2 separate regions of the Mus musculus genome follow, and region 2 is linked to region 1. The links are chromatin loops, found by intact Hi-C in ENCODE. Cell type or tissue: heart. All regions are shown on one strand. Links, peaks and the distances in the headings refer to the core of each region. The heading gives the core; the rest is flanking DNA. Region 1 holds the start of Camsap1 (calmodulin regulated spectrin-associated protein 1). Region 2 holds the start of Qsox2 (quiescin Q6 sulfhydryl oxidase 2).

Region 1 (15,853 bases), core at 1-8,000:
GGTCCCTGTGTGTGCCACTGTCCTTGAGAGATAAAAACTGGTATTCCCCCACTTTCCCCTGAAACCAAAGCCTAGATAGATACCTCTGAGCTTGCTCAGAGCACAAACAGAATGCAAATCGACCCAAAACCAAAGCCAGGACTGTTGCAGCCCTGGGCTAGCACACTACCCTGGAAAATAAATGCTCCTTTAAGCAGCACTTTGACGTTCTCTATCAATTTTATGCAGGTCTCACACAAATGCTACCATACACTCTTGGAGCTAAGCAGACTTTGCTCCTCTTTGCAGACACATTTAAGTGAACAATTTTCAGCACGCCTAATAAGTTACTCCTAAAAAACAACAAAAAGACTGTTAATGTCACGAAAGAGTTGCCAGAAAGAGAGAAGGAACCTAAAAATAGAAGCACAAGACAGCCCCAAATCTTGGTTGTGGCATGAGTGCAGAATAAATCTTGAGAAAATGTTTCTTCATAACCATAAACCCAAAGCCTGCTAGGGTGAGCTCCACAGCTTGCCACTCACTACAGATAGCAGCCTGGCACAGGGACACAGACTTCCGGGGCAAGTGACAATGGAGTCTCCAGTGGCTAGCCCCACAATTCCACCACACTTTCAACTCCTATACAGAAGAAAAGCTGGTTTCACTTCGTGACTTAACCAAACAGTGCATAACACATAAAACATGCAAGACCCTTTCCCTATGGCCACCCAGACAAACTAAGTTGTCAGTGAAGCATCCAGATGCAAAGAAAGCAGCATGACCAGGACCAGCATCAGAATTTTACTGGGGTAGACGGGGTGTCCCTGTGTACCTTGCCAAAATGTGTACCTTGCCAAAACTCCCTCTTCACCCATGTTCCTGGAAGACCCAACTCCAGGCTGGCAGAAGTAAATTCACACCAGACTACGAACAGCACAAGCACCCCTCCAGCTTAGACAGCTTGCTCATATGAATTAGGGCCTCCCAAATTCTGAAGCTGAGTATAGAAACCTCATTTACCCCAGCAAATGGAAAGAAACTAGACCTCCTAACACTCACGTCATATGCATGCTGCTAGCAGAGGCATGCCCTCAGGTCATGGGGTCACCTAGGCTCAGACCCACGCTGGGCCTCAGTCTTGCTCTTCCAGTCTTCAAATGAGCACTCTTAATAATTCTAAAACCTTAAAGCCCATTTTCTCCATTATTTGATGAGGCAACCAGATCTCACAAGTAATCTGGTACTAGAATAAAACTAAACCAGTCAGGTGCCAACACTGAGAGAGAAAAACTTATCTCTAGATACCTTACCCCCAAGCTGAATGCTAAGGCTACACAAAACTCAACACGCTCACCCTGTTAAGGAAACAGAATCTAAGTAAACTATCTCCACATGCCAGCCTTAAAAAAAGAAGGCAGCTCAGCAAGAGTACTTGCCTAGCAAAATCCTGAGTTCCACCCCCAGCACGAGGGTTAAAACAATACATATACACAGGAGGTCCACCCCCAGCACACAGGTTAAAACATACATATACACAGGCGTGAAAACTTGTAGAAAGAAGAGGAACTATGCCCAAGAATGCACCATGACAAGTGGTGGGCTAGCCTTGGCGAAATACTACCAATGGAGAAAATGCTGGGAGTTAAGATGAACCTAAGAACAACTAGAGGGTTGGAGAGATGGCCCAGTGGTTAAGAGCAGTGGCTGCTCTTCCAGAGGACCCAGGTTAAATTCCAAGCACCCATGTGGCAGCTTGCAAGTGTCTGTAACTCCTTATCCAGGGGATCTGACATCTGTCACACAGAAATACATGTAGTCAAAAAAAAAAAAAAAAACAATGCACATAAAATAAAAAATTGTGAAATATAAAAAATGAGCACACGCCTTTAATTCCAGCACTCAGGAGACAGAGGCAAATGGATCTCTGGGAGTTCAAAGTCAGACTGGTCTACATAGGAAACTCCATAGCAGATACTGTCTCATTAAAAAAAAGAAAGAAAAAAAAAAAAAAACCTGAATGCTAATAGCTTAGAGTAATGCCAAGCAAACAATAAGAAACATAAGGTGGGAGATGGGCAAAGTGTGGAGCTAGCAAAGAGAATGGCCAGTGGCCAGACACTCATTCGCTGCTCTAGGTAGGTAGCAGACACCTTTTCTCAATTGCACTTTTTTTGGGGGAGAAAGGGGGGTTCAAGACAGGGTTTCTCTGTGTTGCCTCCCGGGTGTTGGTATTAAAAGCTTGGGCAGCTACCACCCAACTTCTTCAATTGCACTTTTTTAAGTAAGGTAAAGCCCTGCACTGAATAGAAACAGTGACCAAGAATTATAACACTGAAAACTATAAAAGAATTTCTTCCTCACTGCTAGTTTTATACCACAGAAGTAAATTTAAAATAAAGCAGTTTATTTAATCCCAAGACTCACAAAACAGTTTGTTCTTATGACTAGTTGGAGGCCACTGTCACCGAGCACACCTGCTTAGCAAGTTTTCCAAAGTGGTCACCTAACCCTTTCCTGAAAGGGTTATCTCAGTAACCCAAGTCTTCAGGTAATGTTTTTGCCAGCACAAGGGTAATTTATGCTTCATTTATCATAGTTTTATGCCTAAAACAAGACACCTGCCCTGATACTAGAGCCTCCCAACCAACTCATTACCAGCACTATTTGGTCTGCAATGTTCCCAGAGCACCAAATCAGAGAATCCTAATCCTACTAAGCATATTAGGCTTCATAAACAAGGTTACCTTGCTCTTTACAACAGGAATTAACCAAAGGAGATGATGGTTTCTATACAATCTGTATTACACATAATGTATCTTTGGAGTATCCAATAACTTCTGTTCTGTTAAGTACCAAATTTCATAATATATAAACCAGATTGGCTGGAACTCTAGTTTGAGACTAAGTCTCAAACTATCCAGCCTTCTAGTCACCCTGATGCAGTAAGGAACAGCTAAGCAGTGGTTATTTAGGTAAGAGTCTTTCTTGGACTTAGAGGACCAGTCCAATTGCCAGAGAATAACACTGCACATGATAGGCACCCTCCACCCACCGAGACTCAGAGAGCATGGATGACACGCGAACACAGTCCCATGCCTGGACCGACCCTGGGCTACCTCAGCGCTCGCTCACCTGGGCCGCCGCCAGAACAGCAAGACTTGAACTGACACCACGCGAAGGCGCGCCTTGGCCCTGTCACCGGCCTCATTCTCAATCTTGGCTCTGTCTCCATTCCTTGTCCCTAGACCTTACAACCTCCTCCCGTGCGTCTCATCCCCCCAAGACCCGTCAGATCCCCTCTGGTCCCAACCTGCCCCGTCTGTCCAACGTCCGAAACTCTCTGCTCTCATCCCCCAGCATGTCAGTCCCTTTTCTGACCCCTCTGGTCTCATACCTGGTCGTTTCCGTCGGTCTCCCTCTGGTCCCATTCTGCGGCCGTCGCGTTCCCCTCTGGTCCCATCCCCCGTCGTAGTCCGACCCCAGTTCTGGTCCCATACCCCGGCTCCTATACCCGTCCGACACCTCCCGGTCGCATCCGAAACCAGTGCGTTCCCCGTCGGCTCCCCTCTAGTACCATCCTGGAACCGGATTCATTCCCCGTCCGTCTCCCTGTAATCCCATCCCCCGACCCCGGACCCCGCCGCGCCCGCCCACCTAGGCCATAGGCCTTCGCACAGATCCACTGCAGGTTGGCGGCGATCTTGGCCCGCGCCGCGTCGTAGCGGTCCAGCGGCACCAGGTCGGCGCCCTCCGGGGGCGCCTCCATCCTCCTCCAGCCTTCGGCGGCACAGCGACCGCCCGCGTCCACCATCTGCAGACAAAGGCCGCGGCAGCCCGGCCGCAACAAAGACGCCGCCGCCCTCCCGCGCCGCCCGCCCGGGCGCACGGCCCTTACTTCACGGCCGCCGCCGCCACCCAGGCTGCTGCATGCTGCGGGCGCCGAGCCGAGGCCGAGAAGGCGCCGAGCGGGCCGGGCAGGCGGCGGCGGGCAAGCGCCGGCCGAGGAAGGCGCGGGGCAGGCGCGGGGCAAGCGCGGTGCGAGCACGGGCCGGGGGCGGTGGCGGAGGCGCGTGCGCGGCCCAGGAGAAGCGGCAGCTGAGGCGGCGGCCAACGGGTGGGAGCTAACGCGCCGCCGCCGCGTCACGCAGGCGCACTTACCGCCCCCCGCAGCCCCACCTTTCTCCGCAAGCGCAGTAGGCACCGCCCGTAACACCGCCCGCTCGCCCCGCCCTCCTCCTGAAGGCTCCGTACCTGTCCCCTTCTTCAGATGCTCTGGGTACACCCTCAGCCCCGCCCCCAGCCCTGGTCCTGCAGAGTAGGCACGCCCCTCTAACCTAGCCCAGTCCGTGTCCTTAGTAGCTATGGACACACCCTCGGCCCCGCCTCTACTTCGTCCTCAAGGCTGCATACACGCTAGTCCATCCGGCCCCTCCCCGCCCACCCCCCGGCACAGTGGACACGCCCCTGTCCGGATCCCGCGCAGGCGCAGTATTCTCTTCTGAGGGCTAGCCTGTTTCCTAGCAACTTGAGAGACTAATCTCTGGCCTTGATTGAGCCTCAGTCCTGTGTGCAGAGACGTTCGCCTCTACCTCTGGCAAGGCCAGCTCTCTGAGAACTGAGCGCCCTTAGAGTCTGCACCGGTGCTGCATCTGTGGACTGAGATGCCAAGACGTCTCCGCCCGGACTGGCAGAAAGTGGGCGTCGCAGAGTGTGTGCGGCTCGAGAACTGCGCCTGAGATTAGCCCAGAGAAACAATCCCCGCAGCTCTCGGGAGTCCGGAGCAACCGCGAGCTCCGCCTCCTCCTCCTCCTCGGTGGGCACTATCAGATCTCTCAACCAGTTTTGGCATCTAAGGGAAATGGATGCCAGCCTAGGACCATCGTCGCGTGTGACCTGCATTTTAGTGCTTGAAAGGAGCAATAGTATATTTTTGAAAACTGGGTGCGGAAGGAGAAAGATGTCACTGAAGAGCGGACTGTGTGCGCACCAGCCCCTGGGAAGGCTCAGGAACCCTCCGGCCCGGGCGTGGGTGACCTTACTAACCATCATCTGCAAACTTCAAGGTGTTTAACTTCTGTCATTGCCAGAGCCGCCCTATGTATGAAGAAGGCAGTGTGTAGAGTGGATGTTGTACAGGTAGCTGTCCCTCAAGTCCAAGTGCATGTATGATGTAGTCAGAAAGAGCCGCGGATGAGCCTGGGCATGGTATCCCATGATTGTAATCCCTGCAGTGGGGAGACTGGAGGCAGGAGGATCTAGATGAAATTCAAGGCCGGCTTCAGCTACTGGAGATGAGACCCTGTCTCAAAAAACAAAACAAACAAAAAATGGATAGTGGCCTCATGTGGCAAGTATCTTGAACCCAGCACTTGGGAGGCAGAGGCAAGTGCATCTCAGTGACTTCAGAGCCACCCTGTTTCTAATCGAGTTCCAGGTCAGCCAAAACCACATAGTGAGACCCTGTTTAAAATAAAATGAAATAAAAATTGGTTAGGGCTGGGTACCCATGGAGAGACCGAAGAGAATGACATTTGGGCAGAAAGGAGTAAAAAGTGAGCCTAGTGTCTGTCCGAGGAGCAGTAGACTGGGCTGCTATGGTAGGCTGATCTAAACCCCGGTGTGTAAAACCAGCAAGGCTCAGACTTGGGGCCAAAGGTGGTGGGACAGCAGAACTTGGCCGGACTGGGATGGGGCCGGGGGGGGGGGGGTGGAATGCCAGGTAGGTAACAGGACAAACCTGAGAATATAGGAGAGAGAAGAAAGGGGGCCAGGGATGGTGGTCTGATGTTCTGGCTTTGTATTCTGCAGCTCTGAGGAATCCATTTGCTAGTTGAATGGTTTCAGACATGTTATCTGTGGGTAAAGAGCATTCTTACCTCCTTCCTGCCTTGTCTAGAGCCCCAGTGCCCTGTGGAATAGCAGGGGAAAGCAGACCCCTTGTCTTGTGATCTGGTGGAAGCATCCAGTTTGCACTGACTGTGATGCTGTTCGGTTTGATGGGTGTCTCTTATCAAGCTCAGAAAATCCATCCATTGTACATCTGTGTGGTGCTTTGTTTTGTATCTGGTGGTCATGTAGAGGCTTTTAGTCTGTCTGTCGTTTATAACATTGTCTGGTGTTCAGATACTGTTCCTCCCCTGTAGTCTGGAAGAAATTCCACTTGGCATGGAGCATAGTCCTTTTTATACATACATACATACTACCTAGCTTTGTTTACTGTGTCTTGAGTGTTCATGGCACGTTGTAGTCTGCAGTTTGCATGTGGTGTCTGTGTGGCTTTAGAAGCAGATTGCTAGTGGGCAAGTAAAATAACTTGGGAGTGTTTCTTTTATGTTCTTGCTTTGGTTTGACTTAATTATTTGAGCCACAGTCTTACTGCCATGCTGGTCTGGAATTCATTCTGTATGCCGTCACACTGACCTCCAACTTCTGGATTCTTCCTGCTTAGCCTTCCACAGTGTTAAGATTGTAGATGTGCACTGCCATGCTTGGCCCTTCTCACAGTTTGGGGAAGAGATGGTTTCTAAGTATCTGATAGACCTACCTTGACCTTGCCTCAGTAGCTGGCTCGGGGTGAGGAGAATGAGGTGAGTGCACGTGCCATGTGCACTTGTGGCAGTTAGAGGATAGCTTTCCAGAGTCCACTCTCCTCTTCCTCAGCGGATTCCAGGGACTGTAGTAAGTATGTCAGTTTCTTTTAAAAACACACACACGCACACATACACACACAGAGAGAGAGAGAGAGAGAGAGAGAGAGAGAGAGAGAGAGAGAGAGAGAGGGAGGGAGAGAGAGAGAGAGAGGTTATGGGAATATGTTCTTGTTTTAACCCCAAGTGTGGGATGTAGGGTTACTTCAGATGTCCACAGCAGCTGACTGATTTACCTCGTGCTTTAGCAGGGGTGTGATTGTGCCAGCAGCAGACAGTTTCTGGGATTGTGTGATGTTTGGAATTCTGGGGACTTTTCCGAGGCTGTATAAATGCCAGCGCCCCAAGAGTCTGTGTGGGCTGTTGGTTGGATTCTGTTGGTTATAGTTTGTTAAGCAGCATGTGCAAAGAAGAAAGAAGAAAAAATTAGATATCCTGACAGTAAAGATCAAAGCTGTCCCAAGCAGGTCTACACCCAAATCATCAGGAAGTAGTCTAATGACATCGTTGCCCCTTTCCAACCTGACTTCATCTGGGATTTCTTTCATTCTCCCCGCTATCTAGTGTTAAAAGGTTAGAATGGTGGAAGAAGAAGGGTAGAAGAAAAAAGAACCCACAAAGTAGCTAGCCAAAGTCCAGCTACAAGGGACCAAGCGTGGTGACTCTGCGGTGGCCTTTCAGACAGACTTAGTTCATTGCTAGAGGCCTGCTTAGGTCACCTGTTTCTTGAGTCAGGTTCCATACTTTGTGTCTTTCTAGGAATCTGTCCATTTTAATCCAAGCCCAGGGGTTTGGGCCTAACCAAGGCGAGAGGCAGAGGAGAGAAGGAACCTGGAGGGCTCGGGGATCTGGAGAAGGACTCCTGGTTTCCATGATGACTTACTATCCCTGACAGACACTTTTGTGAAACAAAGGACTAAAGGGATGGGCATCCTCGGAGGGTAGAATCCATCATGACAGGGACGGGATGGAAGCAGGAGTGTGAGGTGGCCAAAAGGAATGCCTGTGCTCAGCTGGTGACCTCATTTCTATTCAGTCTGGATCACCACCCTGTAGGACGGTGCCACCCACATTCAGGACGGGTTGTCTCACTTCAGTTCAGCCTCTCTGGAAATGCCCTCATAGACATGTCCAGGAGTTTTCCTCACACATGACTCTAAATCCCCCAAAGTTGATACTCAAAATTAGCCCCTTTTAGAAAGTTTGAGGTAAAGTGAACAGAAGAGTAGGGAAGGCATGGGATGCTGCTACTATAAAGGCAAACAGAGGCCCTCGGAGGCATGAGACACAGTTACTGTAGCAGAGAGACAAGGCCCAGGGAGGCAGTGCCATAAAGGAAAGCAGAAGCCCCAGGCATGGAGTGCTGTTGTACGGTGCTGGTCTTTGAGCAGAATTGCTGCCAGGTTTATCAGATCAACTGTGGAAGGAGGGAGTAAGAACGGTCATTGGGCCCTTGCCTGAGATTCCAGCTGCTCCCTGTGGCATGTCCCGGCCATTTGTAATAAAGCTTTGATTGCAGGTGCCCTAGCTGAAAGTGGAGACTTCCATCTTTGCACCTATGGGGAAGCCAACTATGATGGGTAAAGACCATCTGGTGCAAAGTCAGGCATAGTATCTCATGCTTTAATCCAAGCACTCTGAGTTAGGGGCCAACCTAGTCTACATAGCAGGTTCCATGACAGCTAGGTGTACCTTAAAAAAAATTCTAGAGCCAGGCATGGTGGCGCACACCTTTGATCCCAGCACTCGGGAGGCAGAGACAGGCGGATTTCTGAGTTCGAGGCCAGCCTGGTCTACAAAGTGAGTTCCAGGACAGCCAGGGCTATACAGAGAAACCCTGTCTCGAAAAACAAAATAAAACAAAACAAACAAAAAAATTCTGACGCAGCTGCTCTAGAGTCCCACACTTTTATAAGGAGCACTTTACCCATGTTCTGTAAGTAAGGCCAAATAAATTCATTGGTTCTGCACAGTGAACTTTGATTTGTCTTTGGGGCCTTACCCTTATGAAGAGGGGATTGGTATTGTCTCCCCAGGGAAAGAATTCTCACAATAGGTGCAGTTTTAGGAGGGAATCTGACACTAGGGAGCTACAGAAGGTACAGATAGCCGAGCTCTGGATGTCAAACTCACAAATTCACCTGCCTCTGAATCCCCAGTGCTGGGATTGATGGCGTGTGCCACCACGCCCAGCTATGCGAGGTCTATTTTAAGACTGGCAAGATTTCATCATTGGAACGCTCACTGATATACTGGAGCAATGGGAAGACCTGGTGCTGGATAGGACAGCAGAGTGCTGGTGTCATACAATTGGGCAGAAGCCTAGCAGAGAGGGCCTTCCTCCTTCCTCAGCATCAGGAAAGAAAGCAGGAGGTGTAGGGGCAGGAAGGTTGACCGGGGTGGGTACCAGCTACTTCTGCACTGGTGGCAGAGCAGGGGTACTATGGGTTAGATGCAGAAAAAGCCGGGACAATTGTCTGGACTGTATCCCCCCCGGACAGGAGCTGAAACACGAGCAAGGGCTTGGGCAGAGCTACTGAGTTGGACCAGGATAGAACCATCAAAGGATATGCTGGGGTCATTAGTGACACTGGTCCACATGGCTAGCAGGCAGGTGGAGGGTCCAGTAACACAAGGTGCCCTGGGCTTAAGGCACAGCCCGGGGTCACTTGAGACCAGCAGCAGACTGCACGGAGGAAGACAGACTTGAGCGTGGAGGAACAGTAGCCATCCTGGGCTGGGTAGAGCTGACTGCTGAGAGGCTAGTGAGCTTAGCCCTTGGCTTAGGCGCTGAGTTTGTTTTCATTTTTCAGGATCTTCCCTCAAAGCCATTTGATCAGGCTTCTGCACAGAGCTGCTGTCTTAACACGGGAAGGAGCGCTGCACCCGAAGGCAGGCTGTCCTAGCACCTAGAACCAACTCTACTCTTCTCTCTATTGGAGAAGCTATCAAAATTCTAAGGAGCCATGAGGAACAGCTTCCTCTTCTGTCCATCCTTGAATCCTCAGTCAGGATCCAATGAAAGTACAAATCAAACAGTGGGAAATGGCTTACCCCCACCCCCACCCCCACCCCAACTAGCTCGCAACCACAGCAGGAGGAAGTCACCCTGCCCTGAACGCTCCAGTGTCTCCCAGAGGAAGGCAAGCCAGGGCCAGCTTCCCTAACCTGTCTTCTCACAAATTCTGGTTCAAACTGGTCCTCCACCCCCATCCAGACATACAACAGGTATGAACATGAACAGGTATGCCCTAAGTCACTATTGTTGGGCATGGGCTCATCACAAATACCCAGGAGATAATGATGCAGCTAGGAGATGCGTGGTTCTGAGGACTGCTCCCAGTCTGTGGTGATAGTGAGTGGGATCCATGTCCCCAAAGAGAACAGTCACAGGCTTGATGTGTATGGCCCGCTAAACTCACCATTTCCTTCTCTCTTCCTGGCCCTTGCATCAGAGTTCATACTCAAGTGTCCACACAGACAGTAGGGAAATCAAAAGTGCCCTGGCCCAGTGTGGGTCGTGGAAAGACCACTGATCATCCCAACAGGAAGTTCTGGAAAAGATATCAAGACGGCACCACAGGAAGCTGGAAAGAGGCCACCTGGAGGGGCTCCTGAGGGCCCTGAGCAGGGAGGCATTTGTAACAGTTTACCTGTGACCTGGGACAGCTGTCTATCCCCATCCCAAGAGCTGAGAGTCTAAAGTGTCCTCACATATACTATATACACACAACTCTAGCAGCACCCAGTTGGAATTATGGCAGAAGCTCCTGTTACTAAGAGGCTGGGTGGCCCACTGAAAGTGCCCCCCATCCCCTTCCTGGACTCACTCCTGTTAAGTGTGAGCAGAGCTCAGAGGTGAACTGAGAAGGAGGCTGTTCCAGACCTCAGTGCAGACCCCCTGAGGTCTCCAACCAAAACTTTATCCCTTTGTGACATGGCTATGCAAAACCAGGTAGAAGCTAGATGTGTGTGTGTGTGTGTGTGTGTGTGTGTGTGTGTTTTTTTTTTTTTTTTTTTTTTTTTTTTTTGTAAACCTGTGACTTCAGCACTTAGGAGACTGAGGCAGGAGGATGGCAAGTTTAAGCCAGCCTCTGCTACATAGTAAAACCCAGTGTCAAAAAAAAAAAAAAAAAAAAAAAAAAAAGCAGACACCAGAATGGCAGTATGGACACAGAACTCAGAAATGTCCCCATCACCTGTCCTGAGGACTGTTCCCTGTTCACAAGTGTTTCCTGGGTAGAATTTGAGCATTACCGTTGAAGATTATACAGCCATTTGCTTCCTGTGAGGATACAGTGAGCCTGAGTCAAATTGTCAAGATGGGTTCAGTGAAAGACCTTCTCTCAAAAGATAAGGTGGGAAGGCTAGAGAGATGCTCAGTGGTTAAGAGCTATACTGCCTTAGTTTCATGGCAACTTGACACAAGCTAAATTCATCCAAAAAAACGGGAGCCTCAATTGAGAAAACGCCCCCATTTTCTTCTGTAAGATATTTTCTCAATTAGTGATGGGTCAGGGGACAATCCATTGTGGGGGAGGCCACCTCTGGGCTGGTGGTCCCACGTGCTATAAGAAAGCAGGCAGAGCAAGCCAGCAATAGCAAGTCTGTAAGCAGCACCCCTCTAAGGCCTGTACAACCACTCCCGCTTCCAGGTTCCTGCCCTGCTTGACTTCTGTCAGTGATGCATAAGCAATGTGAAAGTGTAAGCCAAATAAACCCATTCTTCCCCAGGTTGCTTTGGTCATGGAGTTCAACCACAGCAGCAGTAACCTAACTAAAACAAGAGCAATGGCTCAAGCGACCTGGATTCAGTGCCCAACACCCACATGGCAGCTCACAACTATCTTGGACTCCGGTTCCATTGCGGACTTTTGGCCTCCACAGGCACCAGCCACACATGAAGAATGCATACATAGAGCAAGACATCCATACACATATAAAGTAAAAAAGTAATGAATGTTTTTCAAAACTAAAGTGAAGAATGATTAAGGAAAGCACCCCTCACTGGCCTTGTGCATATATACATGCACTGACAGAAACTTAGGTGGGAGCATTTCCTGTGCTATTTTGACTGATTTGTTTTGTTTTGAGGCAGGATCTCTTTTTTTTTTTTTTTTTTTTTTTTTTTTGGTTTTTCAAGACAGGGTTTCTCTTTATAGCTCTGGCTGTCCTGGAGCTCACTTTGTAGACCAGGCTGGCCTCGAACTCAGAAATCCACCTGCCTCTGCCTCCTGAGTGCTGAGGATCTCTCTTATGTAGCCCTGTCTATCCTAGAATGGGACATGAATACCAGGCTGGCCTCAAACTCACAGAGATCCACCTATCCCTGCCTCCCAAGTACCGAGAATAAAGGTCTGAGCCACTATACCAGGCCCTATTTTGACAGTTTTGTTTAAAAAAAAAAAAACGGGGCTGGCATAAGCTAGAAAGATGGGTCCATGGTTAAAAGCACCCACCGCTTCTGCAGAGCACCCAGGTCAGTTTCCAGAACCCACATAACAACTCAGAACTGCCTCTAACTCCAGTTCCAGGAGATCCAACTGCCTCAGCCTCTACACAGCATACACTTACACACACACACACACACACACACACACACACACACACTTACACACATGCACTCACACACACGCACACACACACACACACACACACTTACACACGCACGCACACACACACGCACACACACACTTACACACATGCACTCACACACACGCACACACACACACACACACACACAAAATACATTTTTAGCCGGGCACTGGTAGTACACACCTTTAATCCCAGCATTTGGGAGGCAGAGACAGGCGAATTTCTGAGTTCGAGGCCAGCCTGGTCTACAGAGTGAGTTCCAACGAAGCCAGGGCTACACAGAGAAACCCTGCCTTGAAAAAAAAATTTTTTTAGAAAAACAGGGCTAGGAATATAAGTCAGTGTAGCACACTTGCCTAGTGTGTGGAAGGCCCTAAATTCCATCTTTGTAATGACAAAGAGGAAAAGAAATTTAAAACAGTGAACTGACTTTTAATTTGCTAAGTGTGGTGACATACACCTGTTATCACAGCACTACTGGATAGACTGAGGTTAAGGGATTGAGGGTTTAAGGCCAGCCTGTGCCATATAACAAGGCATTCCCTCAGAAGAGGTTGGCTTTTATCAGATTATCCAAAGGGTGACTAGCACAAGTCTTGACATGAGGTGGTGTGGGTGTGGGTGATACCCTCTACCTTCACCCCCTACCCCTCACTATCTGAGGCAGTCAGGAGAGCTGGCCTTGAGGGCATTAGAGCAGGAGAGCTAGCCCTGTCCCCTCACTGGCTGTAGCAGAAGCCAGAGAAGAAAACATACTTTTGACTCCAAAGCAGATCTGGAGCAGAAAAAGGGCTGCAGCCTAATGGGCATGGAGTGGAAACGCCCTGAACCAGACAAGATGTGCAAATGTGCTTTTAAAAAGGGAAACAACAGCCGGGTAGTAGTGGCTCGCACCTTCGATCCCAGCACTCTGGAGGCAGAGGGAAGGGGATCTCTGAGTTCGAGGCCAGCCTGGTCTACAGAGTGAGTTCCAGGACAGCCAGGGCTACACAGAGAAACCCTGCCTCAAAAAAACAAAACAAAATACAAAGAAAGTAACTGGTGCCAGCACTGGTACCAAAGCCAAGATTGGCCACATTTTGACAATATGCCAAGGTTGACTTCCTTTTCTCCCCTACTCCTGCTGAGCTCCTCATAGCTATGCAGATGCTAAAACTGATCGCTTCAGCAGCAGTTTACAGTTAAGGAAGGTATGCTGGATAGTTTGGTGGCCACTGAAGTGTGGCTGTTTATATCCAAGAGATAACAGGCAAATGTGGCATCACTGGCTATAATGGATTTATTTGGATTCATATTTGAAGGTTCTTAAGCACATATGATGAGACTGCAATCCAAATAAAGGAAGAGCTATGAATAAAAAGCAAAACTCCTAAAAATCAGCATTGCCCCCCCCACACACACACCAGATCTTCACCTGGGTAATTGGGGAATGTTTTAATTGAGGTGCTAATGGGACTCTACAATGGAAAGTGTATGAAAGGGACTAGAGTATCTCTACCCTAGCTTCTCAGCCAGCACTGGGCACCAGCAGAGCCCAGCACAAGGGCGAGGCTGCCTAGCTGCTCCCCCAAGGAGAAAATGCTACTTAAACTTAGTGCCTCTCAAAGACTAAACAGTGGGAGTGTTTGTTAGTTGGGTAGAGCCGAGCACTGAGTGGTCACAAACTGTAATGGCAGCTAAGGTTTGTGAGCTGTCCAGGAGTTCCAAGCTTGTGCCCAGCCTGATCTTCCTTAATATAGCCCTCTGTTCCTAAGTCCTGCAAGATGCAGCTCACAAGCTCCCAGGGGATGCCCACTTGTACTCTGCTTAGGCATCTCCTGCACACTAACTGACTAAAGCTCCTTGCATAGCCATTAGGCCTCTGGAGACAAGCAAGCTTTCCCAGGCTTTTGTGCATCCAGGGTTCCTAAGCTCCTGAGACAGCATAGCCCTATCCCAGCTCTGGACCGACTGCAAAGCACCTGCATGCCTGCCCTCCTGGAACATATATTTGTCTCCAACTCCCCACTCCACCCAGTAGACAACATGCTACCAGCAACTACACAATGGACTGATTCTGGCCTGGATTCTGTCTCATTTATTAGTCAGGATCTGTGGACCACACAGCCCAAACCAAGGATGTAGGCTATGTTTTCACCCATACCAGCTCAGGATTCCAGCTTTGCAGGGAATGAAAACAGTGGTCTGGATGGTGGCAAGTAGAAAAACTCCATGCTACCCAAGTCCAAGTCTGAGGTCTCCCAAGGCCACAGTGCCTCTGGCCACACTGCTCTGAGTGGTCTTCACACATTTCAAATCCAACTGTTTCTGGGACATAAGCACTGTTCACACTCTCATCATTCTGGGACCTTCTGAATTCCAGAGATAATAAGTGTTGCAGAACATGCCCAAGGCTTGACTTTGTGTGGCCCAGAGGCAATTTTGTCTTCACACATTGGAGATATGTCCACATTTCTTTGGGATCCACATTAAAATGGGTGTGAAGGGAGATGGGACTAGGCCCAGCAGAGTCTCAGGTCTGAGCAGGTGCCCAACAGCAGTTTCCAGACTCTTGCCCAGGTAAAGAAACTGAGTCATAGCCTCAAGGTAGAATTAAAAAACCCTCACAGGCAGCCCCTTAGTTCCAAAAGATCTTCCATAAGCTGGATAAAACCAAACATCAAGACCATGCCTGGGAAGAGGTTCTGAGCATCCAGGGAGATAGCCACTGTGACCAGGAGTCTCCAGTGAAGTCCATGGAATACGGCTGCTCCTCCAGAAAAAACCTAGGTATTCTCCACACGGTCAGCGTTGGGGGTGGGGAGACCAGACACATGGCATCACACGTTCTTGTTTGTTTCTTTTCTTTTATTATTGGTATGAGCTGGACTATTTGCGGCCTTAAACATCATGCACTGGACAGGAAAGGAAGTACGAGAAAAAGGACACAAGAGAGAAGCAGGAGTAGCGGCAAGATTCCGTAATAAAAATTGTAATTCATTCAATAGGTTATGTTTTGGCATTATGAAATCAAATACCCCTTCTCACCCTCCAAAGTTGTAATCTAAGTAAGAGGGTCGCCGTGGGACCCAGCTAGGTGTTCTGCATTCCCTCACAGGCTGTGACAGGCAGCGTGTGGGTGTAATTCTTGTAAATGGTCTCAACTTTTTACTTTCTTTAAATAATCTCCTTTGCTTCTTAGAAATTCCGGTTCACTGAGGTGACATATGTGCCATGGCAGGTCCCTTCCCAGCAATTGGGATCTGGGTTATCCATGACATGAATGAAGTTTCCTCTGCGAAAAGCCAGCTAGCCATCCTCCTGGAGGTCAAAGCCAGAGTGCCTGGATGTACGTCGGCTGCTATGACGCCTGTTCTATACCCATAGGAATATCTGCTGGCTCCTGGACACAGATGTTGATCTGTGGTAATCTACCAGCTCATTAAAAGAATTAAACTTCACCACCCACAGGAAACACTTCCCAGCTCCAGCTTGGAGCACCTTAAAGTGCTGTACATCATTTCCAAACCTGACAGACAGGGAGAAGTCTCCAGGAGCGCACTCACTCTCTCAGATCAGGAAGGCCCTGTCATGCTGCTGTTTGCTAAGCATTTCTTCTGCCTTGGCTCTGGGGATTTTGCCAAAAAATA
Region 2 (14,618 bases), core at 1-8,000, 250 kb after region 1:
GAGCACTCTGCAAATACTAAGCAGCCATCTTCAATAGCCTGTGCAAGCAGAAGGCACCGGGCGCCATGGGAAGGAGGAACAGAGGGGAGGCATGAAGGCCTCACTACCGCTGGCAGCAGTGACAGAGCACTCACCTGTGTTTCTGCCTGTGGATAACACACTCTGTGCCTAGCCACCTGTCCAACATCTCCTACTCTCAATTCGCAATGTCCTCTAGAGGGACACAGGAAGTGAGCCAAAGGGGCTCTGGAATCACGTGGCCTGTCTGTCACCTGGTACCATTATTTGCAATATCAGAGACTAAACACCTCCTTGCCAGACAGCTCTGGACACATTCTAGATGCTGTGGTGAGTACCTGCCAGGTCTCCTTTCAAGTCCTTCACCAACAACTTTAGGGGCAACCACAGATGTGTTCTCTCTCCACGGAGGACTGAAGGGGAGAGAAAGAGCCCCGAGGTCACCAAGAGCTTAGGGGCACAGGCTTCAGGGCACACTCCTGTTCTCCTAGGTCTCTACAGAAATCCTTCAGTGCCCAGGAGAATAAGTGCAGGTGTCAACTGCCAACTCAGATTGTGCTAAACATGACAGTTTGAGATAACAGATTTCAACAGAGCAGGGTTTGTTCTGGGAAATACTTAAGATAAGAAAGGCCCAAGCCAGAGCCACATAAATATGAGAATGGCCTTTGGATCCACTGAACAGTAGATCTTTTGTTAGCCTATCTGTCATAAGGAAAACCGCTATTTCCCCGCAAAGTCAGAGAAGAGAAAAAAACTTCACCATACGTTTTTGAGGAAGTGGCAGGTGTCCTCAACCTAAGACACAAGATTGAGGACGCCCTCCCTCCAGACACAAGCTGGGGACCCCCACCCCCACCCCAACCCCCACGACCTTTTCCAGCTGCTCATTCAATTAGAAAAGATTGAGGAGCAGGAAGACAAGCATAAAGTACCTTCTAGCTAATTGTCAACCATGGCAACACAGCCAGTCCAACCAGAGACTAGGGTCGGGACTAGGAGAAGCCACTAGGTGCTATTTCATGGAGGCAGGAAGAAACTACTGGGGAGGACCCAATACAAGGCCTGCATGTCCAACTCACAGGTGACTGATTACCCCTAAGCACCCTCTGTCCTGTTAGATCACCCAGGCAGGAAGCCAGCAGGAAGCATAGCCAAGTGGAGGCCAGGCAGAAGGTCTAGTGCTTCCCATATTCTACACACAAGTCTACAAGGCAAGGCACGGAAGGTACTGAGGTCACTGTCACAGGAGGACTGGAGTGAGAGTCAGAAGCTTCCTGGGGAAGCTGTCCAACATGACAGGCATCACATGGGATGTCATCACTTCTGTAGGTGTTGTAAGGGATCCTGCAGTTAGGCAGGATCCCTTACAACAGGTGACCAGACACCTCCAGAAGTTAGGATCCACCCAGCAGCCTAGGCTGGGACTGATAACACTAGGGTTAGCACCTACCAAGTCCTCAGGTGACTTGCTTCAGGAGCCTCTGACATCCTGACTCAGGCAGTTCTGCCCTCAACATCCTGCACCCCTCTTCAGGCCCTCACCTGCCCCTGCCAGTCAGCTTTCACTTTCACCACACCTTGCCCCATCTTCTAGGCACCAGTCACTCTTTAAAGACAACTGCAGTTCACTAAGCCAACCACAGCATTAGCTGTGCATTTTTACTGTGGCACTTTTGGAACTGTTCTTCCTTTCAAATTCCGGGGACAACTGCAGCACTCTCTGTTGGTTTGGTTAATAGAAGAGCCAGCTTATAACACGTGATGTGGCTTGTACAAGTTAGCTACCAGATTGAAAGCCAGAACTGATATAAGCAAAAAAGCTGCCAACAAGTCTTGCCAGGGTCACCTGCAGGTCCACCAACAAGCATTAAGAAATGGAAAATCCTCTCCTCTATTGAGTGGCAAAAAATAAAAATAAAACCCCCACAAAAAACCAGTGTATAAACTGTCTTTTCACTGTCTTGTCTCACTTTTGGCTAGTGCTTGTCAAGGACTTAAGGAAACTGAGATGGCTCAAAGTTTAAAAGCACAGACTGCATCAGGGTGTTGTGGGTGCTCGCCTTTAATACCAGCCCTCAGAAGGCAGAAGCAAGCGGATCTTTCTGAGTTCAAGGCCAACCTGGTCTATAGAGTGAGTTCTAGGACAGCCAAGACTACACAGAGAATCCCTGGCTTGAAAAACTATAAATAAAGAGGCAAACAAAGAAAACCCCACACACTGCTCTTTCAGTCTGGAGTGTCATTCCCAGCTCCCTCCACCTCTGATTCCAGCTGCAGGGAATCCAAAACCTCTGCCTTCCAAGGGAAACTGCACTCACCTGCACACACCCACGCCCATGTAATTCAAAACAAATTAAGTATTAAGAAGAAAGAAAAAGAAAACTTACGACCCAAGAGAACAATGTCATTAGATTCTACATAAGGACCAAAGCAGAGGTCAATGGATTCAAGGCCAGCCTGGACAACGTCATGAAACTGTCTCAAAAAAATAAAAAAATATAAGTCAAAGTGCCCCAACAATGAGGAAAGAGAGGGTAAACATTTTAAAATAGTCATCTGCAATTGCGTACTTGGAAAAAGGGCTTCTTTGCAAATCTGTTTAAGAAGAACACAGCAGTGTTCAACATCAGACCTAAAACCAAAGGTGCAGGAAAAAGAGTAACAATTTGTTGTCTTGCCCTGAGAGATCTGTAATTAGAGGTTAGTTCAACAGTTGTAAGCCAGTGAAGCCAAATGTAAGCCAGTGCTGGGAAGGCCACTTAAATTCCATTTACAGGAGCTGCTCCAAGGGGTCTGAGTTCTACAAAGGTGAGTAACTAAACATATATGGGAAGATTTCCTGAAAGCTATGGCTAGTGACCCAGAAGCCCAGCAAGAAGACGCTTTGTAAACTTTCTGCTGTTGCAGAGCAGTCCCCAGAGTGGGTATCTAAGTTTCTCAGCCCAATGCCCACCATATGGTCGGCTACCTAGCAAACGAGGCTGAGGTTTGACAGGAATGGGGACCTTCCTGAGTGGAGAGGGTAGCCTCTGAAATGCAATTGCTGGGTATGGGGAAAGTCAAACTGATCGGGTAGTGGCTAGGATAAGTGGTTGGGGACATGTTGAAGTCGGTGTTCTGAGCTGGCGACCTCAGGAAAGCCATCGGCCCCATCTGTGGGGCTTCGCCCACGTAGCTGTTGCGTCGGAGGAACGTCCACCGGCGCGCGGGGCCCTCACCTCGCACGTCCGCCGCCAGCGCTCGCCAGGTGGGTGCGTAGCCGATGCAGTGGCCGCACCACGACGAGTGGAACTGCACCAGCCACGCGGCTGAGCTGTTGCCCGTGGCCGACCGCACGCTGCCGCTGTCCAGCAACCACACGGCGTCTGAGCCCTCGCGGTAGAGCCGCGCCCCGCCGCCCTCCCGGGGCCCCACTGCCGCCACCACCGCCAGCAGGAAGAGCAGCCGCGGCAGCCGCGCGGCTCGAAGAGACGGTGGCTGCCGCGCATAAGCTCCTGGATCCCGCGCCACAGCCCGGGCGGCAGCCATGTTGGGAGTGCCGCCGGCGCGTTGACCTTTCACCCTGGCAACCGGCGTCACGTGCTTGCGCGCGCCGGTCCCGCCCTAGGCACTAGCCCCGCCCCCGAATCCGCTAATCTTCCCAGGCACTACTCTTCGTTCTCGCCCCGCCCTCGTAATTTGACCCCCCTCCCCAGCACTGGTCATTCCAGGTCCCGCACAGCTCGCTTTTTTGCTCCGCCCCCGAACATTGTTCCCGCCCCAGAATGTAGGCCCCGCCTCATTCCTTAAGTCTGCTCCGCCCCTGTGCTCCTGGCCCCGCCCCTGCCTCTGGTCATTGGCCCTATCCCAATTAAAAAAAACTCTTAAAAATCTTAAAACCCGCAAGCAATTTTCACCTAGTGAAAGTCCTGGGCCTAAGTAGCCAGATTTAGCAAGGGGAAATAGCCCGTGCCATGTTGAATGTTGAGTAAACACCAGGCCAAGATTTTCAGTCTGAAATGCAGATTTAATAGGACAAAAACAGATCGAAAAAATATTTGCTATATGCCTGTATTTCTTATGTAGCATGAATCCTAGATTTTACATGCAACCTATGATTTTACCTGTCAACTTCAAACATCCACGATGATCCCTTGACCTTTTTATAACCCACATGATACAGTAGAACCACCTGGTAAAGTTGGCTGGCTTCCTGCTAAGATGGTAGAAAGGAGAGGTAGACCTGACTCTTCTTTTTTAGACAGGGTTCTAAGGCTGGCATGGAGTTCACTATGTGCCTGAATCTGTCCTCCTGCCTCCCTGGACTGGGATTACACATGTGCACCACCATGTCTGGCTTCTCCAATCACTCAGTCTACTTTCCTATGCTAATGTTCTGCTTTCTCCAAACACTAGAGAGAATATGTAATCTCTTCTACTTCCTGTTTGTCTACCTGATCTCTCACTGTACGGTTTTTCCTACTTCACTCCCTGTCAACTGGTCTCTTGTTCTTCCTCTTGACCTATTTAATATTGTTTACAATAAACCAGGCGTGGTGGCGCATACCTTTAATCCCACCACTTGGGAGGCAGAGGCAGGCAGATTTCTGAGTTCGAGGCCAGCCTGGTCTACAGAGTGAGTTCCAGGACATCCAGGGCTATACAGAGAAACCCTGTCTTGAAAAGCCTATCTATATCTATATCTATATCTATATCTATATCTATATCTATATCTAATCTATACTGTTTACAATAAACAGAAAGCTCATGGATTAAAGGTGTGTGCTAAGGGCTGAGCCACACCACAACTAGAAACCGGTTTTATTCTCAGTAAATAACACAGTCTTGGGGTTTACATTGTGATCAAATATCCTGCAACAGGGAGACATGGTTGGGAGACAAATACAGAGAAGCTATTTGATTTTTAATGGTCACCAGAGGATGAATAAGCAGGACAAGGGACCAGAGAGACTGGTAGGGAAACTGCCTGGGGGTAGGGTGGGGGGAGGCAGTCATGAGAGTAGGACTGGCTTCTTCTTCTTCTTCTTCTTCTTCTTCTTCTTCTTCTTCTTCTTCTTCTTCTTCTTCTTCTTCTTTGTCGTCGTCGTCGTCGTCGTTGTTTAAATTTTGAGACAGAGTTTCTCTGTGTAACCCTGGCTGTCCTGGAACTCACTCTGTAGACCAGGCTGGCCTCGAACTCAGAAATCCGCCTGCCTCTGCCTCCTGAGTGCTGGGATTAAAGGCGTGTGCCACCATGCCCAGCAGGACTGGCTTCTTGACCCTCAGTTTGTATGTGGAAAGGATCTGGACAAGGCCAGCCTGGGATGGGAGAGCTTGATCTTCAGGTCCCAACTCTACACAGAAGGCAAGAAAGTCTGAGGCAGGATGGATAAGGAAACTTCAGGGGATATGAGAGAGTCTGGAGATTGGCTGACGCTTGTCTCTAGCTGATAGTCAAGAATTCCAATGCAGTTAACATTTGCTGACACAGAGACAACATTTTAAAATAAGGATGTTAAAGTAGCAGCAAGCCATGTTTGTGTCTTTTCGATCTAAACCTGCAGGTTTCTAGGAATTTCACAAGGAACTCATTTACAGGAAAAGTAGTTCCTTAAACTCCTTGTGGCCCAAGGTTTTATTTTACCAGATTGTAATTCCATCCAGATGGCTTCAGAACCATCCTATAATCTCACTTATTGGAAAGGGGAAAAGAGGAAGAGGAAGGGAGAGTCCCTTAGATATCTGTTGAGCAAAAAACTCTGATAGCCTCTGAAATCCTATACATGGCTATTTCAAAGCCACTTAGATATGACTCTCCTTTGAGAAGTCAACACCCAGGATTGGGTGTGCCTTATTTTTTCCCTAAGCATCTCTCTATTAACTACTATGCTGAAGTTTTTGTTGCTTTCTTCCTAATGAACTCTGACTTCACTACCATCTGGCCCATCCTGAAATTCTTATCTGTGGCAAAGTCAAGGATCTGGTGTTACCTGGATGGGGATCTTTGAAAGTTGAGGAGACTCTGCAGGTTGCTGGGGACTACATGAGCTATGTCTACTGCTGAACTATGTCTCACTGATGACAAGTCCACTGTAGTCCCAGCCCATGCAGCCAGTCCTGGGGCAGGGCTCAGACAGCAGGCAAGATGAGAATACACTTTCCAGGGAGTTTATGGTTCCCAACCATTTGTAAGAGCCCCAGTGGCCTTTGTATATGTTTTATGAGAGTGGCTGTCATGGTAGAGCAGGAGAGCATGGGGCCCCAGGGACTTGGGAAATTCATGTGACAGTTTGGCATGTGGAAAGCTGAAAGCATGGTCTAAAGAGACTGGTTTGCAAAGCACTGACAGAGACAGATCACAGGAAAATCAAAAGTGTGCTTTAACTGAGAAATAACTATTTTCTATGAAAAATAATAACTTCTCCCGAGGCTCATGTCAAGATTTATTGGTCCAAGTAGTTATGAGGAATCAGAACCAGGGCAGGTACAGCCTGAGACCTTGGAGGGAGGGACCTGGGACTGAAGCCTTACTACGATCAATGTGTTTGAATGCCAAAGCACCCTGCTCGAACACATGGGCAAATAAAACGTGTCCAGCACTTTCTGCAGATACACTTTCTCTCCGCCCACAAGAGCAATTTTACAACTTGGCTCCTGCAGCTGCAGCCCATCTTCAGACAGCCTGGCCTGATTCTCATTAGTTTCCCATCGCCAGCTTCCCTTCAAGGACACTGTGCCAAGGCTAACGCATGCTGCACCTGCTCTGTAGCCAGGGAAGGCGGGTCGGGGGAAATCCTGGCTATACTGTGTGTGTAGCCCTACTGTGCCCACATTTCAGCACCAATCCCCATGAAATAGACTGGGCGGGGGCAAGGGAGGTGTGCTGTGGAACTTGAGGCAATTTTGCAAGGTTTTAATGGGGGATATTTATTGTCATGCCAAATATGTGTGTATAAAATGCATAGTTTCTCTCATTCAGCCACAAATCCAATGGAGTTATCAACGAATAGAAAAGGAAAAAAAAGTTTTTAAAAATTAGATTAATTTATTCCAGAACAAGAGAGCAGGAAATAGGAAAGCCATAGGTCAGAAATGTGTCTTGAGATTATATACACAAAAGACTTCATTTTCCCTGACTGAGCCAAATCTCTTCTGTGCACTGGGCGGGCCAGGAAACTTGGTGCAGGCTATTAGCTGGCAGATCCCTGGAGCCATGTGTTAGCTTACTGAGCGGTCCATTGGAGCTAAGAGGCTGGGATGCCCCTGAGGCAAGTTAGACTGTGGGTCTGCAAGGGGCTGTTGGGAAGGTAGCCTACTTCACAGAGGGGCACAAAGGAATTATAAGTGGCCTGGGAACCAGCACCAAAACAGGCAGCAGTGGCGGGACAAATATGGTGACCTGGCCCCAGGGGGTTTTCCCATTCCTTGTGTTGTTAAATTTGGGTTTCCCAGGGGCCATAAGCTAGCCAGAGGAGATCCATACTTCTGTGCATCTAAGCATAGGCAGGAGAAGCCAAGACCTAGATGGATCAGCCCTGGACTCACATGTCTCCAAGGTTAGCAAGATGCTCATCTGTCAGGAATCCATACCCATAGGGGCCCTCTGATTCAAAAAATAACTAGTTGCACACTTTCTTGAATATACTAAAAAATCACTAATATGTACATTTTTTTCCAAGTCAGGGTTTCTCTGTGTAGCTCTGGTTGTCCTGGAACTAGCTCTATAAACCAGGCTGGCCTTGAACTCACATAGATCTGCCCACCTCTGCCTCCCCAGTGCTGGGATTAAAGGTAGGCATCATTATGCCCAGCTAATATGTGCATTTTAAAAGAAAACTTTATGGTATGTAAATTATGTCACTAAAACTCGACGAGAAGAGGCTGGAGAGATGGCTCAGCAGCGACGGGCACTTGCTGCCCTGGCAGGGGACCAGGCTTTGATTCCCAGCACCCACATGGTGGCCCAGAGCTGTTTGTTCCAAGGATTCAACACCCTTTTCTGACCTCTACAGGCACCAAGGCACATCCATAGTGTACATATATCCATGCAGGCAAAACAGGCACACACACAAACTTTTTAAATATATTTTTTTAAGTTTTAAAAAGCGATTAGATGGGCTAGGGTGGGAGACTCAGTGCTGAAGGCACATTCTACCCCAACACTGGAAAAATGAGTGTTAAAATGTAAGGTAACTGCACTGTAGTGCGGCCCTGTGCTACTCAGGACTAAGAAAGGAAGACTCAAAGTTCAAGGTTGCTTGGGCCAGAGTGAGCTTAAGGGCAGCCTGGGAGTCTTAGTGAGATCCTGTATCCCGAGCTTTTGTCCCCACCGGAAAGAACACGCTCAGGACAACCGGAATCTTCTGCGGCAAAAGCTTTATTGCTTACTTCTTCAGGAGCAAGCGAGAAAAATGGCAAAACCCCGTCCCTTTTAAGGAGAATTATCCTCCGCCTAGGACGTGTCGCTCCCTGATTGGCTGCAGCCCATTGGCCGAGTTGTCGTCACGGGGAAGGCAGAGCACATGGAGTGGAAAACTACCCTGGCACATGCGCAGATTATTTGTTTACTACTTAGAACACAGGATGTCAGCGCCATCTTGTAATGGCGAATGTGAGGGCGGCTCCCCACAATCCTGTCCCTCCCGGTCTTAGTTTCTCTCTCCAGGTGTTGATAAAAACTAAAAGGAGGTATTGAGATGGCTTAGTGAGTAAAGGGGCATGCTGCCAAGCCTGGTGACCTGAGTTTAATCCACAAGACTCTTACAGTGAAAGGAGGCCCTGGCCAAGTTAGTGGGAAGAAAGATAGCCAAGCACCTGCTGCAGGCGTCACTACTATGGGTGAATGTGTGATGGAGAGATGGGTGAGATGGTGTGTGTGGTGGAGATGGAAGAGAAGTGAAGCTGGGAGAGAAAGACAGACCTGGAAACTCGACAGTGGTGAGAACAGGCAGAGTGGGCCACGGTGTCGTCCTGGCCTGGGTTGCTGCCAAGGGGTCATGTCTGGGTCCGTGGTCCTGCTGCAGAACATGTGGATATCTGAGGGCTGGGTTGCCACAGGGGACATGCTCACCTGAGTGGCCTGTGCTGCCATCTGAAACCATGGGGTACATCCGGGCCCATGCTGCTGCCAGCTGTGGCGTTGGGTGAGCTAGGCAGGGCAGTGCTGGAGAACTCACCCTAGTGATAGTGGCACAGGAGACATGCCAGGCTGACCAACTCAGCTACTTCCCAGATCCAGATCCAGGGATTAGAGTTGGCCTGCCCAACATCTACCCCATCTATGAACTGCTGGAGGGCATGAAGGGGCTGGCCTGACAGATCCAAAGCTGCAGGACCTCCATGACACAAGGCAACCACAGGATATCTGAGAAGAGTCCCCATGAGGATCCAGTATTGATAGAGTGGTGGGAGTCAGATGCTTCAATCAGTGCTGGGAGACTGAATCTTGGTATACACAGAAGTATAAAAAATATCATTTTCCGCCGGACGGTGGTGGCACACGCCTTTAATCTCAGCACTTGGGAGGCAGAGGCAGGCAGATTTCTGAGTTCAAGGCCAGCCTGGTCTACAGAGTAAGTTCCAAGACAGCCAGGCCTACACAGAGATACCCTGTCTCATTAAAAAAAAAAATCATTCTCCAAAGAATTTCTTCAAATTTTAGGTCATTTATTTAAGTGTTTTTTAATTAAAAAAAACTGATATATAAGGCAAATGTGTACATATTACCGGGCTACAGTGTGTGAAGTTTTCACCTGCTTTTATGTAAGTAATTTCTCCAATCTCCAAACTAAACATCACCTCCTATGACACAGCCTTTTCATGGAGCATAAACCTTGGCACAGATTATTCATAAACATGATTTTGCTTTGTTTCCCAGACAGGGTTTCCCTGTATAGCTCTGGCTATCCTGGAACACACACTCTCTTTGTAGACCAGGCTAGCCTTGAACTCACAGAGATCTGCCTACCTCTGCCTCCTGAGCACTGGGATTAAAAGCGTGCACCACCACCGCCTGACAGTAAGCATAGTTTTTATGGGTTAAAAATAAGACAAGAGCAAAGCTGAGAGGTGAGGGGGTGAGGAGGAGAGAGAGCAGGTGGGGTGAGTACAGGCAAAGCCATGCATGAGAAACAATGGGACCCAGAAGATGAAGAGTGAGCACCATCAACAAACAGGGGACTGTGAGGAAGTGAAGAGTGGGTGACAGGTGAGTAGGTACACACACCCATGTATATACATGCACACATACACATGTGCACATGCGTGCTGATTTAAGACAACCTCTGGGAGTTCCCACCATGTATGTGAGCCTCACTCCATTTCATCCTGCTCAAACCAGATTCAAAAATCAGATTTTGAAATCTGCTGCCTCTGAAAAGACTGCCTTCTGGGTTTGCGTAAAAAGCCACTCCCTTTGGAGAGCAAGGCCGTTCATGTCTATAATCCCATACTTGTGAGGCTGAGGCAGAAAGAGTTCAAAGCTAACCTGGGTTATAGAGCAAACCCCAGTCATACATAAGTATACACACACAGTGCCACTTCCCTGGGGACAGCGAGAGAACCCTGTACAAGTAAATGCATAAGGATGCTCCTGCCTGCACGAGGCATCCAGTCAGAGGCTAGCACAAGATCCTAGAATTCCTCAAGACAGCCCATCCATTTGATTGCTCTGGGCCCCACCGAGCCTCCGTGGAGCTAAGGTAGAGAAGGTTTCATCACTGTCTAAGCCTGGGTACCAGTACCCAGCAGCTACAACCAAGACGGCACTGTGGCTCCTGGGCAGCCAGCAGTGAGTGGCAGGCAGCCTGCTGTCCCTCACGATCTGCTGAGGGAGGTAAAGGTGGTGCCTCTGACAGAAGTCACTGCTTTTAGTGGCCTGTCCTCACCCTTATACATGCCCCCAAATTGTTCTATTCTCCTGGGGAACTAACTATGGGAGTCCATTCCAGGGCCACTCCACTCCCTATAGAGATCCTGCACCCCAGTCCCCTGGTGAGCCCACCCCTGAGCTGGATGAGGTCATGGGCATTGCAAGCTGGTCTCAGTCCCACCATTAAGCAGGAAATCCTGACTGGTTGGATCAACAAGTCCCTGGATGTCTGTCCTGCGGGAAGAAGGTGTTCTTGTAGAGAATGGTCACACTTTCTTGTAAGAACCACCTGTGTCACCTGCCCACACTTTCAATAACCACCCTGGTCATTCTGTCCCAGAAGGCCCCCAGGGAATAAAGGAGGCAGTCTAGGCCTTGGTGTAGTCAGCCAGGCCTGCAAGAGACAAGACTTTTTTTTTTGAGGCTCCAGTCACTGTTTTCCTGAGAAAATCAGTGTCCAAGCAAATACTATGATAGCAAAAGTAAGATAAAATAATAAATCACAGGACAAAGAAAGAACCTCAGCCCCGGGAACAAGGTGTAGGCTTTGTCAAGAGTGACTAGTTATCTGCTTTCCATCTCCACAGGATGAACAAATGTCCCTCAGCCACAAACAATCTGAAGACATAGGTTTTTTTGGTTTGGTTTGGTTTGGTTTGGTTGTTTTGTTTTGTTTTGTTTTTTGAGACAGGGTTTCTCTGTAGCCCTGGCTGTCCTGGAACTCACTCTGTAGACAGGCTGGCCTCGAACTCAGAAATCTGCCTGCCTCGAGTGCTGGGATTAAAGGCGTGCGCCACCACACCCGGCTCGGGACTGAAGACATATATCAGTTGGTAAAGTGTTTGCCTTGCAAGTATGGGGACCAACATTCAATCCCCAGAACCTATGTTGTTGTTTTTTTTTTTTTAAACAATAACAATTAAACCAAACCAACCAATCAAACAAACAAACAAAAAATCCAAAAAACAAAAGCCAAACCAAACCCTGGATACATAGAGTTCAGCAGAAAAGCACTTGTCCTGCTTGGATCCCTAGAGTCACTGGAGAAGAACCAACTCCCAAAGGCCGTCCTCTAACCTCCACACAGGGACCATGGCACCCACCCACCTACCCACCCACATGCACACACAGTGAACACTGGGCATTTGCAAGCTGAGGCAAAGCCCAGGATAGCTCCTCTCAGCAGCCAATCACCTTTCCCTTAGAGACGTCTGAAACCACTTTTTCCCCTTGGCCTCACTGACTCCCACACACTACCTCATACTAGCTGGAGCCTCTGGCCTCCTGTCCTTTCCTTGGTCAGCCACTGGATACCATCCTACATAGCCTTTGATGCATGCCTCCAGCACTGGGGTTTGAGCCTTTTAAGAGCCCGACAGAAGTTGTGGAAAAATCAGGGAATTACTCTGCCAGGGGAAATTCAGACAGAGCCAGCCCATGATTGGTATGGTGAGAACTCAAGACTATTGACTGTTGCAGATGACCATTCTGCCAGCCAGCTGAGATGTGACAGTCCACAATGGGAAGCCCAGGTCCCTCAAATCAGACAGACAGAAAGAAGACCAACAGATACGGAGGCAGGCAGAGACAGATAGACAGACACACACACAGTGGCATATCAGATGCCCATGAGTTTCTATCATCTTTCAGAGCACACATCTAGGGACTGTCTTCAGGGACCAGCCCTGACAGTTCAGCGAGAGAATCACACAAAATCTTCCTGCTGAGCTGGGTGGACACTACATCCACTGGCCCAGCATCTCCTGTCCCTAAAAGATCAGCACAGACACTTTCAGAGACAGGGTCAAAAGCCAAGTCTCTCCTAGGGTGCTGCTGTGTATCCAACAAATCCTGAAGCTTGGGCTGGTCCTCTGTCCAGCAGCTCTGGCCTGCCTTCTCCTCCTCACTAGTGTGCTTGAGGGACTCAGCCTGGTCACTGGGTATCAAGGGCACTGGGCCTGGGGGTGAGCTTTCAGAAGGTGCAGAACAGGAGGGTAAAGATGTGGCTACCCTTCTGTCTAAGATGTGTTCTATCCCTTGCTGGTACTCTGTACTCTCAAAACACTGTACCCCTTCCCAGGGTCCACCTTGACTGTCTGAGGCCTGAAGACCTTCTCTGGCCACACAAGCCACTGGGGATGAACTCAGGGCCTGAGCTGACAGTCTTGGGGACCTCCCGGGGGCGCTGACTACCCAATTACTCAAGGGAGATGCTGAATTTGAGTCATCCAGGCCTCCATCTTGCCCAGGTGCTCCCAGGCAGTGCTCTGACTCCTGAGGCCCCAGGGAAAGGGCTTCCCCCAGAGCCTCCTCAGATAAGAAGGACATGTCCTCAGCAGTAACGGATGTATCCTCTCCTAGGGTGTCCAGTGAGTCACCTGAAATCATGGCCTCCTCAGGCGGGGTAGGGAAGTCTTGTGAGCTGAAGTTGGGCTCATTGATATCACTCTTTGCTTGGGGAGGGGGAGGAGGCGGGAGGAGGTGGGTGACCCTGTGGATGGAGGATGTAAGGTCCCCACTGCCATAAGACAGCTCCTCATCCACAGGAGACAGTATTTCAGCCAAGAAGCCACCTACACACGAGGGACTGGCTACCTCTGTGACATGGGGAGCTCTGCCCTCGGAAGAAACCTGCAGGGTAGTAGCAACCTTAGGACCAGGTGAGGCCTGTAGGGGCTTCGTCTCCATGGATGGGCTTGTATCAGCATTCTGGGGTTCCTCCTGACAGCCAGCTGAGGCCTCAGCAGGCATGTCTATTTTACTGAGACCTGCCCCATCAGAGGAGGATGTGCCCAAAGGAACGGACAGTGACAGACTCAAATCACTGGTAGACGGACTCTGGGGTGGGGACACTGTGAAGGTGGCCACAAGGGACATCTGCCTGGTTTTCCCTGTATTAGACATCTCACTCAGACTCCTATGGGTTCTGGAAGCTCCTTGTTCCCCGTCAGGGCCTGAGGGGGTGTGACTGGTATGAGGCCCTGCACTGCCTTCCAGGTCCAGTGAATCATTTGCAGGCAAGGAACTTCCTGAGTCTGGCTCAACACGAGGGTGAGGCTCTACAGTGTTCTCACTCTTCTCTTCCCAGATTTGGCTGGAGGACTCTGACAGCTCTGACCCCAACCTTGGAGAAGGAGCATGTGGGAATGGCAGTGGCCAGTTGGCCTGAAGGGAGCTGTAGTCTGGCTCTGAGCCTGCTGCTACAGCTACCTCCTCAGAGAAGCCACTACGGAGTCTAACCTCACCACCTTCCAGTCTCTGCAGGATCACTTGTCCTACATTCCCAGGACCCCCCTCCAGCTGAGGAAGGCCCTGGTGGAGGTCACAGAAGGAAGGCAGGCCTGGTTCCTCCCAGGAATCATGAGCAGAAAGCTCCCTAGACCAACTGGGAGCTGCATGCAGCGGGGTATCTTCAGCTTCTGAGGTGGACAGGCATGTGGAACTGTCAGAAAGCTGGACTAGGGTGGCTGTGGCTTTCTGAAACTCCTGGAGAGATGAACAGGAAAGGCTGCTTGCTGGGCTCACTGAGTGGGTGAGGAATAAGGCAGGGCCTTCAGTAGACCCTGAGTGGTTACTAGAAGCAGTCTCAGAACACAGGTCCAAGATGGCAGCAGACTGGCATGGAGGGCTGTCTAGGTGCCAGGCAGGCTGTGTTTCAGCCTCACAGGCCACAGGAGCTGCTGAGATGGATTGAATTAAGGAGTGGCTCACAGTTACCACACCCTACATGGTAGACCATTCAAGAAGC

Evidence for each region. Hi-C counts contacts between places; a loop is a spot of excess contacts. Peaks named below come from ENCODE experiments on the same cell type or tissue, not always from the same donor. Only the 100,000 strongest peaks of a DNase experiment are listed, where the experiment ranks them.
Region 2: it touches region 1 in a loop (4-fold over the local background); 2 of 42 quality-filtered maps call a loop at or near these places.

The regions. Positions count from the first base shown.
Region 1 is chr2:25,979,146-25,994,998 of GRCm38, forward strand. It overlaps Camsap1 (calmodulin regulated spectrin-associated protein 1), which reads right to left and starts at 4,137. Exons shown (of 18, transcript NM_001372499.1): 1 at 3,637-4,137. The coding sequence starts at 3,793. In heart, for the core only: no CTCF peak of the experiment used is centred there; DNase peaks (open chromatin) are centred at 3,156, 3,436 and 4,286; H3K4me3 peaks cover 2,860 bases; H3K27ac peaks cover 2,194 bases.
Region 2 is chr2:26,233,804-26,248,421 of GRCm38, forward strand. It overlaps Qsox2 (quiescin Q6 sulfhydryl oxidase 2), which reads right to left and starts at 3,596. Exons shown (of 12, transcript NM_001302956.1): 1 at 3,240-3,596. The coding sequence starts at 3,549. It also overlaps a transcript of Ccdc187 not described here. In heart, for the core only: a CTCF peak has its summit at 3,305; DNase peaks (open chromatin) are centred at 1,158 and 3,678; H3K4me3 peaks cover 1,710 bases; H3K27ac peaks cover 1,328 bases.